3 separate regions of the Homo sapiens genome follow, and all the other regions are linked to region 3. The links are chromatin contacts, found by Hi-C or POLR2A ChIA-PET in ENCODE. All regions are on one chromosome and are shown on one strand. The core of a region is the stretch at or near the end of the contact, and the rest is flanking DNA. Distances in the headings are between cores, read along the strand shown.

The links. Hi-C counts contacts between places; a loop is a spot of excess contacts on that map. ChIA-PET counts read pairs that join two places held with the same protein, here RNA polymerase II (POLR2A). Pooled maps may share reads with other maps.
Region 1: a pooled map shows a loop between it and region 3 (4-fold over the local background). The contact joins the promoter of LINC03110 here to the promoter of NARS1 in region 3. A Hi-C loop is called at or near these places in 3 of 50 pooled maps. POLR2A ChIA-PET finds 5 or more read pairs at or near these places in 2 of 52 experiments (B cell and GM12878).
Region 2: a loop to region 3 is called in a pooled map, with 3 times the contacts of the local background. The contact joins the enhancer-like site here to the promoter of NARS1 in region 3. A Hi-C loop is called at or near these places in 1 of 37 single-sample maps with no recorded cell type and 10 of 50 pooled maps.

The regions. Positions count from the first base shown.
Region 1 is chr18:58,657,144-58,660,391 of GRCh38, forward strand. LINC03110 (long intergenic non-protein coding RNA 3110) reads left to right here and starts at 1,396. Exons shown (of 4, transcript NR_187442.1): 1 at 1,396-1,488; 2 at 2,720-2,870.
Region 2 is chr18:58,759,639-58,763,180 of GRCh38, forward strand. All of the region lies in intron 1 of LOC105372146 (a long non-coding RNA gene), which reads right to left. Among named protein-coding and RNA genes, the nearest start is that of LINC01926, 52 kb to the right of the region's middle. RefSeq lists an enhancer at 2,345-2,394. Within about 2 kb of position 2,258, at least 5 of the 41 ENCODE cell types and tissues checked have a DNase peak (open chromatin) inside an H3K27ac peak, as active enhancers do.
Region 3 is chr18:57,619,747-57,623,174 of GRCh38, forward strand. It overlaps NARS1 (asparaginyl-tRNA synthetase 1), which reads right to left and starts at 2,090. Exons shown (of 14, transcript NM_004539.4): 1 at 1,962-2,090; 2 at 823-905. The coding sequence starts at 1,971. RefSeq lists enhancers at 1,939-2,643, 2,024-2,363.

The DNA of each region.
Region 1 (3,248 bases), core at 146-2,645, 1.0 Mb after region 3:
TTAGGCAGAAAAGGGAGATTTGTAGGCTCACCCAACTGAACTGCAGGAAAGGTGGGTATGAGCTGGACCTCAGGACTGACCACACCTGGGACTGGAACACCACCCGCCCTTTCTCTGTCTCTTGTTTCTGCTTCTCTCAGTGCACCAGCCACTCTCTCCCACCACAGACTGGCTTCTTCTGCACAGCCTGTGGGACATGGCCACCGAACAGCTCAGACTCATACCTCACAGGTTTGCCACCTGAGCAAACCCAAGATCTTCCATCTGGTTGAAGGTCAGAAGTCTCAGGACTGAATTTGGGGAACATGCCTATCTGTAGCCAATCACTGAGTTAGGGAAGCAGATCAGTCAGAAACTGGGGGATCCCATTAAACCACACTGTGGAAAGCAGTATTCCTGAGAACAGAGTGCTACTCCACTCTAGGCAGACAAAGCAGTAGCCACCAGCTATCTGCACAGTCCTTCCCTTCTCTGGAACAGATCCCAAACAGTGCTGGGAAGACCTCAGCAGCACAGTTGGACCACCTATGTGCTCCTTCCGCCCTCATTACTTGTACATCCTGGATCCCTGGATTTCTTAGCTAATGCTGGGTTGGCAGAAATGAGGGGGAGGGGAGCAGTAGAATCCTGCCCTAAATTGCAGCCAGTCATCTGAGGTCATTTTTTCCTTGTCAATGCTATATCCCCAGAGGGTTGGACCCTTCTCTATTCTGTTATGCTTTATTCAGACAATTTCTAGAACAATGTTGGCCAGTATAGATGATTCCCGTCATTTTATCTCTACTACCTAGGTCCAAAGATTCCCCCCACAACCTTGTGAATCTCTGACTCAGTGTTATTAGTCTTAAAAACCCAGGTGCTGAACCAGACTATGCTGTGCTCCTCTTTGGAGTGAATCTTGGATTATCAAATAATCAAATAATGGCTAAGATCAGCCCTTGTTTCCCCATGTCCCTGCTTAGTGCCAGCTCTGTCTTCATCCCCTCCCAGGCTTGGCCACCCTTCTGCTGAGATGCACCCTAGCATGTTGCCCATAAAGGAATGTGAAAAAAGTATCTACACTTCTGAAGATAGTGTGCTCCACCCTTCAAAGCTTTAGGAAGATAAATTTAGACATAAAACAGGAAGTATTTCTCTGTGTGGCTAAGAGTGATCTAAGAGAAGTTATTTCCTCAAGATATTTTGAAGCTGTAGTGTGGGGAAACAGTTCTCAAACCCCAGTGTGGATCAGGATCACCTGGAGGGCTTACTAAGCTACATATTGTTGGGTCCACCCCAGAGTTTCGATTCAGTCGATCAGGGGATCAGAGGTGGGGCCTAAGAATTTGCATGTTTTTAACTCTTTTTTTTTTTTTTTTTTTTTGAGATGGAGTCTCGCTCTGTCACCCAGGCTGGAGTACAGTGGCAAGATCTCGACTCACTGCAACCTCTGCCTGCCGGGTTCAAGCAATTCTCCTGGCTCAGCCTCCCAAGTAGCTGGGATTACAGGTGCGTGCTGCCATACCCGGCTAATTTTTTATATTTTTGGTAGAGACAGGGTTTCGTCATGTTGGCCAGGCTGGTCTCAAACTCCTGACCTCAAGTGATCAGCCCACCTCAGCCTCCCAAAGTGCTGGGATTACAGGTGTGAGCCACCACACCCAGCCAGAATTTACATTTTTCAAAAGGTCCCTGATGTTGCTGAGGCAGGACCACACTTTAAGAACCACTATAGTAGAGGTTTAGGAAGAGACAGAGAAAAATCTCTCCAGGCTACAAGACTGTCTGATGCTGAAGGTCTTGGCCTAGGTCAGCTAAGGTGCTCTTTAGGGTTGATATTCTGTGATTGTTAAACAGGTGACTAAATATGTATCTGTGTCAAGCTACTCTTATTATCATTAAACAGTTCTTGACTGCTTACTTTATTAAAATATAAGAATTTCCAAGAGCTTCGGACCTCTGATCTATATATAACAGAACTTCATTAAGTATAACTCACTAAGTCACTTAGTGAAAAGCTTGAACTACAGAATAGTCTAACTAATTGCCCTTTCAAATAGGCATTTAACAATAATTTCAACTAGCCTCCTACAAAACTGTTTCACAGCAAAGCTTTCACTGATGTTTTTGCAAAATGAATTTAATTACTAATTATCATATAAGGATTAGCATATAGCTGATATGTAAATGTCTTAGGTATGATTTAAACTGTTGAGTCAACTGAACATGTACCTTCCTCTCCCACTTCCTCCAACAAATAAATCTTACTTGTATTTTAATTTAATACTGTGTCCATTCTTCTGAAATAGCTGTTTATTCTGAACATCTAATTTTAGACATATAACTAATATGGTACAATTTTCAACTGCCGGTTATTTAAATGCTGCCCCCTCCCTGACACAAATAAATCTTATTTACATATTATTTGCTTCATAAGTATTCCACCATCCTGCAGTCACTGTGATCATTGTCCCCAGCTAGTCTTTGATCTGTGATAATTGTCCACAGGTAGTCTTTGATCATATGTTCTCCTGTCTGGAGGAACTAATATGTCCTTCCAACTCTGCCCAGCCTTCAGGTACAATTTAGGCCCCTACTTTTCTCTTAGGCTTTCTTCAGCCACTGTAACTTTTTTAAGTTTCTCCCTTATCCAAAGTCCCTTACTACTTAGAACCTCGGAAGTAAAGGGACCTCAGAGAACATCCAGTCCACGCTGCCCTCTGTTTAAATGTGTCTACAGTGTACCACACCAAGGAACTCCCACACTCTGAATGAACAGCCCAGTGATCAGGAGCTTTGAATCAATTCTTGGCACCTAACAGTTTGTGAAGAGTCTGCTAAACTCCCTCTATCAGAAATCCCAGAGGACTGAGAACAGGTCATCCTTGGAGGTATGTAATACAGTATTTAACCACCTTTCTACCTGAGTGTGCTTACCTGCAAAGGGTAATGTCGATATTAACCGAGAATGATCATGGTTGTCACATTTAAACTAATAATAATAAAGTACACAATTTATTATGCAGAAAGAATCATGCCTTCATAATCAGTCTTCACAAAGATTCCTTTAACTCTCTGCACCCACCATTCCTAATCCTGGAAAATTATTTCTCTTTGCTCTTTGCTCATCCATAGGCTCTTTGACAAAAGTCTCCAGAAAACTACTGAACTACACACATCAACAATAAAGAAGTCCTAATGTCCAAAACCTTGCTTGTCACTTTTTTGTTTGTATAATTTATCTCCACAACTAGATCATAGGCTTCTAG
Region 2 (3,542 bases), core at 1,008-3,507, 1.1 Mb after region 3:
CTGTAATCCCAGCACTTTGGGAGGCCAAGGCGGGTGGATCACCTGATGCCAGGGGTTCGAGACCAGCCTGGCCAATGTGGTGAAACCCCATCTCTACTAAAAATACAAAAATTAGCTAGGCATGATGACAGGTGCCTGTAATCCCAGCTACTTGGGAGGCTGAAGCAGGAGAATCACTTGAACCTGGGAGGCGGAGGTTGCAGTGAGCTGAGATCACGCCATTGCACTCCAGTCTGGGTGACAGAGTGAGACTGTCTCCCAAAAAAAAAAAAAAAAAAAGAATGACTGATGAAACCTTAGTGAGGGAGGCACACGTGCATCCTAACCTAAGCAGGCGGTCCAGGGAGAGGGCACTGGCTCTCGCTTCAGCCAACCTTGCGAAGCCAACCTGAGATTCCCCATCCCTGGAAAAATGCTTCCTTTAAGATCTCCCAGATCATCTTTACATGGCTGTGCTGTCAATGAGCATTTTTGAATGTTCTCATTTGCTTTCAGAATTCTTCCTGGGCATTATCTGATCCCCTCAGATCTCACAGATGCCACATGCCCAAAAAACCTTGCTGCCGTTTATTTCTTCCTGAGGTGGAGTCTTCCCTTCAGTGGAAACAGCCCACCGTTGCTGCCACCCCTTCTGCTGGGACACCCTGGGGACTCGATGTCAACACTGCAAATCCCTAGAATTTACTGCAGTTCTTTTTGCTATGGGGAAGAGATGGGGTGAGCAGAAGTGCAAAAAGATGCCTTCTTGCCACCTAGTTTCTAGTCACTGCCTTCCTCTCCCAAATGATGCCTCCACTCATCCACTCTAAAGTCCCAATTCCTCAGCTTTCAGGCAGAGAGCCCACTACTACACCACTGTAAGTTGTGACTGACTAGCCCTCCCAGGAACATTGGAAAATTTTGAGGGAGAGAAAGAAAAAAGGAAGAGAAGGAATGAGACAGAAATCTCTCCTAGAAACAGCCACACATGGCCAGCGCAGTGGCTCACGCCTGTAATCCCAGTACTTTGGGAGGCCAAGATGGGCGGATCACGAGGTCAAGAGAACAAGACAATCCTGGCCAACATGGTGAAACCCCGTCTCTACTAAAATACAAAAAAATTAGCTGGGCATGGTGGCGCGTGCCTGTAGTCCCAGCTACTCTGGAGGCTGAGGCAGGGGAATCACTTGAACCTATGAGGCGGAGGTTGCAGTGAGCCAAGATCGTGCCAGCCTGGTGACAGAGCAAGTCTCCATCACAAAAAATAAATAAATAAAATACAAAAATAAATAGAAAAAGAAACAGCCACACATGGACCAGAAAGTTGAGCCTCTGGTGACTTGACTTCAGGTGCTGCGGCAGGCAGGTGGCCCAGGGAGTAACTGGGGAGTGAAAATGAGAATGCAGCACATGGACCAACTCCTGTTGAGCCTCTTAGCAAAAGCCAGCCCTGTCCAGTAGAGCATTTTCCAACTGTTGCAAAAATTACCCTATGAACACCTCTCTCCCCAGAGTTCAAACTCGCACCTTTGATGATACTGCTTCCTGCTGCCATTGCCTATTCTGATGTCAGAGCAGCCATTCCCATGGAAAATGGAATGGAAAGCTAAATGGAGAGTGAGTAGGGGTTAAGACTTCTCTAAAATACCGCGGCTGCCAGGCAATTTCATTAAGGAGAAACAGAGATGGACAATGTCATAAACATTCTCCAGCCATCAGAAGAAACCACTTCCAGGAAAAGTAAATTTTGTGGTCGTAAACACTCACAGCAAGGGCCAGGCCACAGGCAGCGTGGCACTGGCAGAGAGCAGTGGTTGAGGTGAAAGTCACCCTGGGGCCCAGGTCTCAAACTTACCCTGGCTAGACTGAACCAGAACATTTTTCCGTTTCTTTTCCGTAAATTAATGTTTAAAAGTTCCCCTCCCCACATAATCCCAATCTCACTTTCAAGAGATAATGCTATCTCTTCAGTGTATATTTCTTCCGGTTGTATTATGCATATAAATCTCCAGACCATATGGACACACACACACATATGCACACACACGTATGAGTATTATACACATACATGTGTACAGATATCTTTTATACATGTATACACACAGGTGTACACATATGTGCATATGTGAGATCATGCTGAGCTCACCGTTTTCCAGTTCCTACTTTCACTTCACAATAGCTCTTGGCCATCTTCCACCACAGTGTATTTAGAGTGACTCTATAAATAGAACGATTTCTAATGCACCTTTCAGATTTCAACTCTTTAAATAAATGCGACAAGGGCACATCTCGTGGTCCAAGGTCGTGACTGCTAAGGCCCAGAGAACACAACAAATTTGCTGGCTTCAGCCGTGCTGACCTGCTGGAAGATGGGTACAGGCTCCTAAGTGGATGCTGCCATTTGTGCGCCTCCCAGCCACGCACCCCACCCTCATATACACACTATCCCTTGAGGAACATTTACCTTCCTTCCCGCCCCAGGTGTTTGTGACTTGGTGGGTAGTGGGTGACAGAGATGCACCTGTGTCTTCAGAACACAGGCCACTGAAGGACAGCAGGCCCGGGGCTGGTGGGGGCCTGAGCATGCCCTCCCTCACCAGGCTGACCAGGCTTGCATGCAGTGGGGCAGAGGCAGTGGAACTATCCAGAAAACATGCCCATCCCCCCGCCCAAGCCATCACAATGGGAGCTGAGTACAGGGTCACTAGGACAAAGAGTGAATGGAACCATCTTGAAAACAGCGGTGATGTTTCCTGTCTCCGCTGGCACAGGCCTCCGTGGAGCCCACGTTCTTTTCACAGAGTTCAAGTTGCTCAAAGAAATAAGGAGAGGCCACTTGTGAGCAGTGGTCCTCCAGGTGAAACCCAGAGGGCGTCGGGATGCCCACAGGTTCCTCAGGAAACTCATGCGGGGAGACATGGGGGTGCCAGGGACACGCCTCCACCCCACCATGGCTGCCCATAGCAGGGTCCGTGGCAAAGGGACCAGGTGGCCCATGGGTTAGTGGGAGCAGATGCCCAACCACCTCCTCCAGGCCCCACTGCCCCCTTGGGCCACCACAGAGACCTCCAACTTCTCCATCCTCTCTGTCTCTCCCTCTCTCTCCCCACTTGCTCTCTTCCTCAAGGGCCCTTTCCCTGTCAACTACCACTGGCACCCGGCTGGAGGAACAGGGCAGGTTTGCCTGTTAGTACCTGCGGCAACTCATCCCCCAGCCCCTAACTTTGAGGCGATCCCATTTTCCTCCTGTATTCCCTGAGCTTGACACAGCTGAATGTGGAAGACCCCAGGGCAACAAGAGGCTTGGGAAGGAAGGTCACACTGGAGTCGCGGGGGAAGGGTCACCCAGGCACAGGTACTCAGCATAGACTGCAGATGCTGGCCAGCCAGTCCTACACCCAGCTTACTGCAGAGGCACGACCACACTTCTGCTGCAAGGCTGGGGGAGACTCTGTGGTTTCGGTGAGGAAGAGGACAAGGAGGTGAGCGAGCCAGGAACAGCCCCCGCATGTCTCTTATCACGCCTTCATTCCCCTCTCCCCGCAGCACTGAGCTTCTGTGTT
Region 3 (3,428 bases), core at 840-3,339:
TGGCGCAATGGTGGCTCACTGCAACCTCCACCTTCCAGGCTAAAGAAATCCTCACCTCAGTCTCCGGAGTAGCTGGGACCACAGGCACGCACCACCATGCTGGGCTAATTTTTATGTTTTTTGTAGAGCCAGGATTTCACCAAGTTGCCCAAGCTGGTCTCAAACTCCTGCGCTGAAGCAATCCACCTGCCCCGGCCTCCCAAAGTGTTGAGATTATAGGCGTGAGCCACCACACCAGGCCTGAGTCCAAGCTCTTGACAAACCCCTTTGAGAATGAGCTAAACTCATTCAAGGATTCTAGATCCTGAGAAATAACAGCACTGTTAATTCATTAACAGAATGTTAATAAATTGGCATTCTAGCTTGAAGCTCCAGACTCATGAGTCAGCTCTGACAAATGAATCCATTCTTGGTGGTCTTGGAGTCAAATCTCAGGATCACACTCTGGATTGTGGTAAATTCACCAAAAGCCCTCTCAGGAGCCCCCTGGTCATGAGCTCACTGTAACTGAGGAAAGGTAACTTTTATCTTTACAAGAATTGAAAACCCAGCAATCTGACTCAATGGAGAGAAAAATTCCAAGAAGCAATGCCATGTGGTAAGAAAGAAGAGACCTTTTTTCAAAATGTTAAAAAGTAAGTTTAGACTTTGATCATCTAACAATCTTAAAGTCACATATCTGTATGCATTCCTTACTTTCCCTTTTCTGAAAATTCTCTTTGGAACCTAGTGTTTGAAATTAAGTTCTTGGCAAGTCACAAGAAAATTGACATAACTCATTAATAAATGCAGTCTCATTTTCCTAATGAGAAGAGACTCTACCTTTAGACCTGTTTTAAATGGTTTCTCCTTGGTTCCATCTCCCGTGGCATCGCTTCCCTCTCGGTCAGAGACGTACAGCTCTGCTGTTTGACAAAATGAGGGTAAGTTATGGTCTGGCCATTAACTATTAGTCACCTTACTACTTTATTCATTCCTTATCTTTGTAAACAGAACAAGCATCGATTAATAAAAATTGAGGTCCATAAGTAATTAATATCCTAGTTATTTCCCCACTCCATTTCAATAACATCCATCTCATAAAAACATTAGTTAATAATCCAGGTTTTCAAAATGAACTCTGATCATTTTAATTTGTGATATTTATTCTATCTAATTGGGCACCCAAAAATAAAATATGGGCTTTGAAGTTGATCAGACATACGCTGGAATGTTGGATTTTGTACCTTAAAAGGCAGGGTGACTCTGGAGAATTTACTTAACCTTTCTGAGCTTATTTCTTTACCTATAAAATAGGAAAAACAATCCCCATCTTGAAAGGCTGTGCTGAGGATGAAATAAAATAACACATACAAATCAGATATCCCAGTGCCAGTTTTTGTAGAGATGGCAAATAAACACCAGCTCCCTCTGGACTTTAAAGGAAACAGAAGCTCTGAGGTTAGAAAATTTCAGAAGGCCTCACAACTAGTAGGTCTGAACAGTTAACATCCATCCAGGTCTCTCTCTTTTTTTTTTTTTTTTTCCTACTGCACAGTATGGTCTCCCCGGAAACCTCAATAAAAAAATGAGGGTGGGAGAAAAACAACTAGAATCCTAAAGCCCCTTCCTGACGATCACTTTGAAGAACTGCAGGAGTAGGGGCTACCCTGTGTCTGAACCCGTCCCAGCGCCTGAGTCTCAGCGCAATCGGGAGGTTTCGCAGCGGGGCAGGGGAAGGGCCCGGAGCCACCGCCATCGCAGCCCGGGGGAACGACGGACTCGGGGAAGCCCGGCCTGGCCCTTCAAGTCCCGGGCCCAGCAAAGGCCAGCACCCTCCCTCCCTCCCTCCCTGCAATCGGTCCCCAAACATTCGCGGGGCGCCCACTCTGGTAGGCACTAAGGAAAGCGCCGAAACCCGACTGGAGCAGAGTTCCTGCCCCAGGCAGGGAACACCGCGCCATACACTGAGTCTCACCCACCTAGCACCATGCCTGCAGTGGCCCTGGTCACCTCCAAGGACACAGACTGCAACACCGACGCCGTCTTATGACTCCAACGTGCACCGGCGGTTTCCGCGATTCCGGCGTTGCATCAGAGAGCGTAGATCTGAGGGCGCCTGCGAGAATCGGCCGAGCGCCGCGGTTCCATTGGTTACGAGAGGTGGGCGAGCGGCGCCGGGGCCGCCATCTTTGGTGAGGGCAGAGGCAACTTCCGGATCCAGAGACGCCCCGCCCCACGCGTTTGTGCAGCTCGGAAGGCGCTGCCTGTCCCGGAGCTCCGCGGCCCTGGAGACCCTGGCACAGTGTCACTTTTGCACCCTTCCTTCCCCGCCTCCCCAACTTTCCTTTCTGAATCTTCCAATTCCGCCCCAGCTGGAGGCGTGCGGGTCCTCTTGCAAACCAGACCAAGGATGTCGCCCCGATCCCCAGATGGTGGAGGCTGGTTGAGTTCATGTCACCAGCAAACACCGCGCCAGCTGCGAGACGGGGTGCGCGGCGGTGGAGGGGACGCAGCGGGTTGCGTAAACTTCCTTTTTTTTTTTTTTTTTTTTGAGACGGAGTCTCGCTCTGTCACCCAGGCTGGAGTGCAGTGGCGCGATCTCGGCTCACCGCACCCTCCACCTCCCGGGTTCAAGCGATTCTTCTGCCTCAGCCTCCCGAGTAGCTGGGATTACAGGCCTGTGCCACCATGCCCAGCTAATTTTTGTATTTTTAGTAAAGACGGGGTTTCACCATCTTAGTCAAGCTGGTCTCGAACTCCTGACCTTGTGATCCGCCCACCTCGGCCTCCCAAAGTGCTGGGATTACAGGCGTGAGCCATCGCGCCCGGCCAGATGCGTTAACTTTCTAAACTCCGTGAGCCAGCGTCCCTCGGTGTTCAGGAGAGGAGCTATGGTATATGTTCATTTAAAATTGTAAGGATTACCGTTAGGAAGGCCATAATAATGTGGTGGAAAGAACGAGGGCTTCGGAATACAAACCTGGGTTCTGCCTTTTACTAACCGTGTGTCTTCAGATAAATTACCTAAACTGAATGAGCTTCATTCAGCGAGTTGGGACCGATTGCAGGGAGGGAGGGAGGGTCCTGGCCCTTGCTGGGCCCGGGACTTGAAGGGCCAGGCCGGGCTTCCCCGAGTCCGTTGTTCCCCGGGCTGCGATGGCGGTGGCTCCGGCCCCTGCCCCTGCCCCGCTGCGAAACATCCCGATTGCGCCGAGAGTCAGGCGCTGAGAGGGGTTTATCTGTGTCTTCAGATAAATTACCTAATCTGAATGAGCTTCAGTTTTTCTATTTGTGAAAGATGATATAAATTCACTGCCCGGGCATGTAAGAGGTGCTAATAAAGGGTCTGTCATCATTTTCAACTTTTTTTTACTTTTTTGGTGGGCTTTTTTTTTTTTTGGAGACTGGGTCTTCTCTGTTGCTCAGGCTGGAGTGCAGTGGTGCTA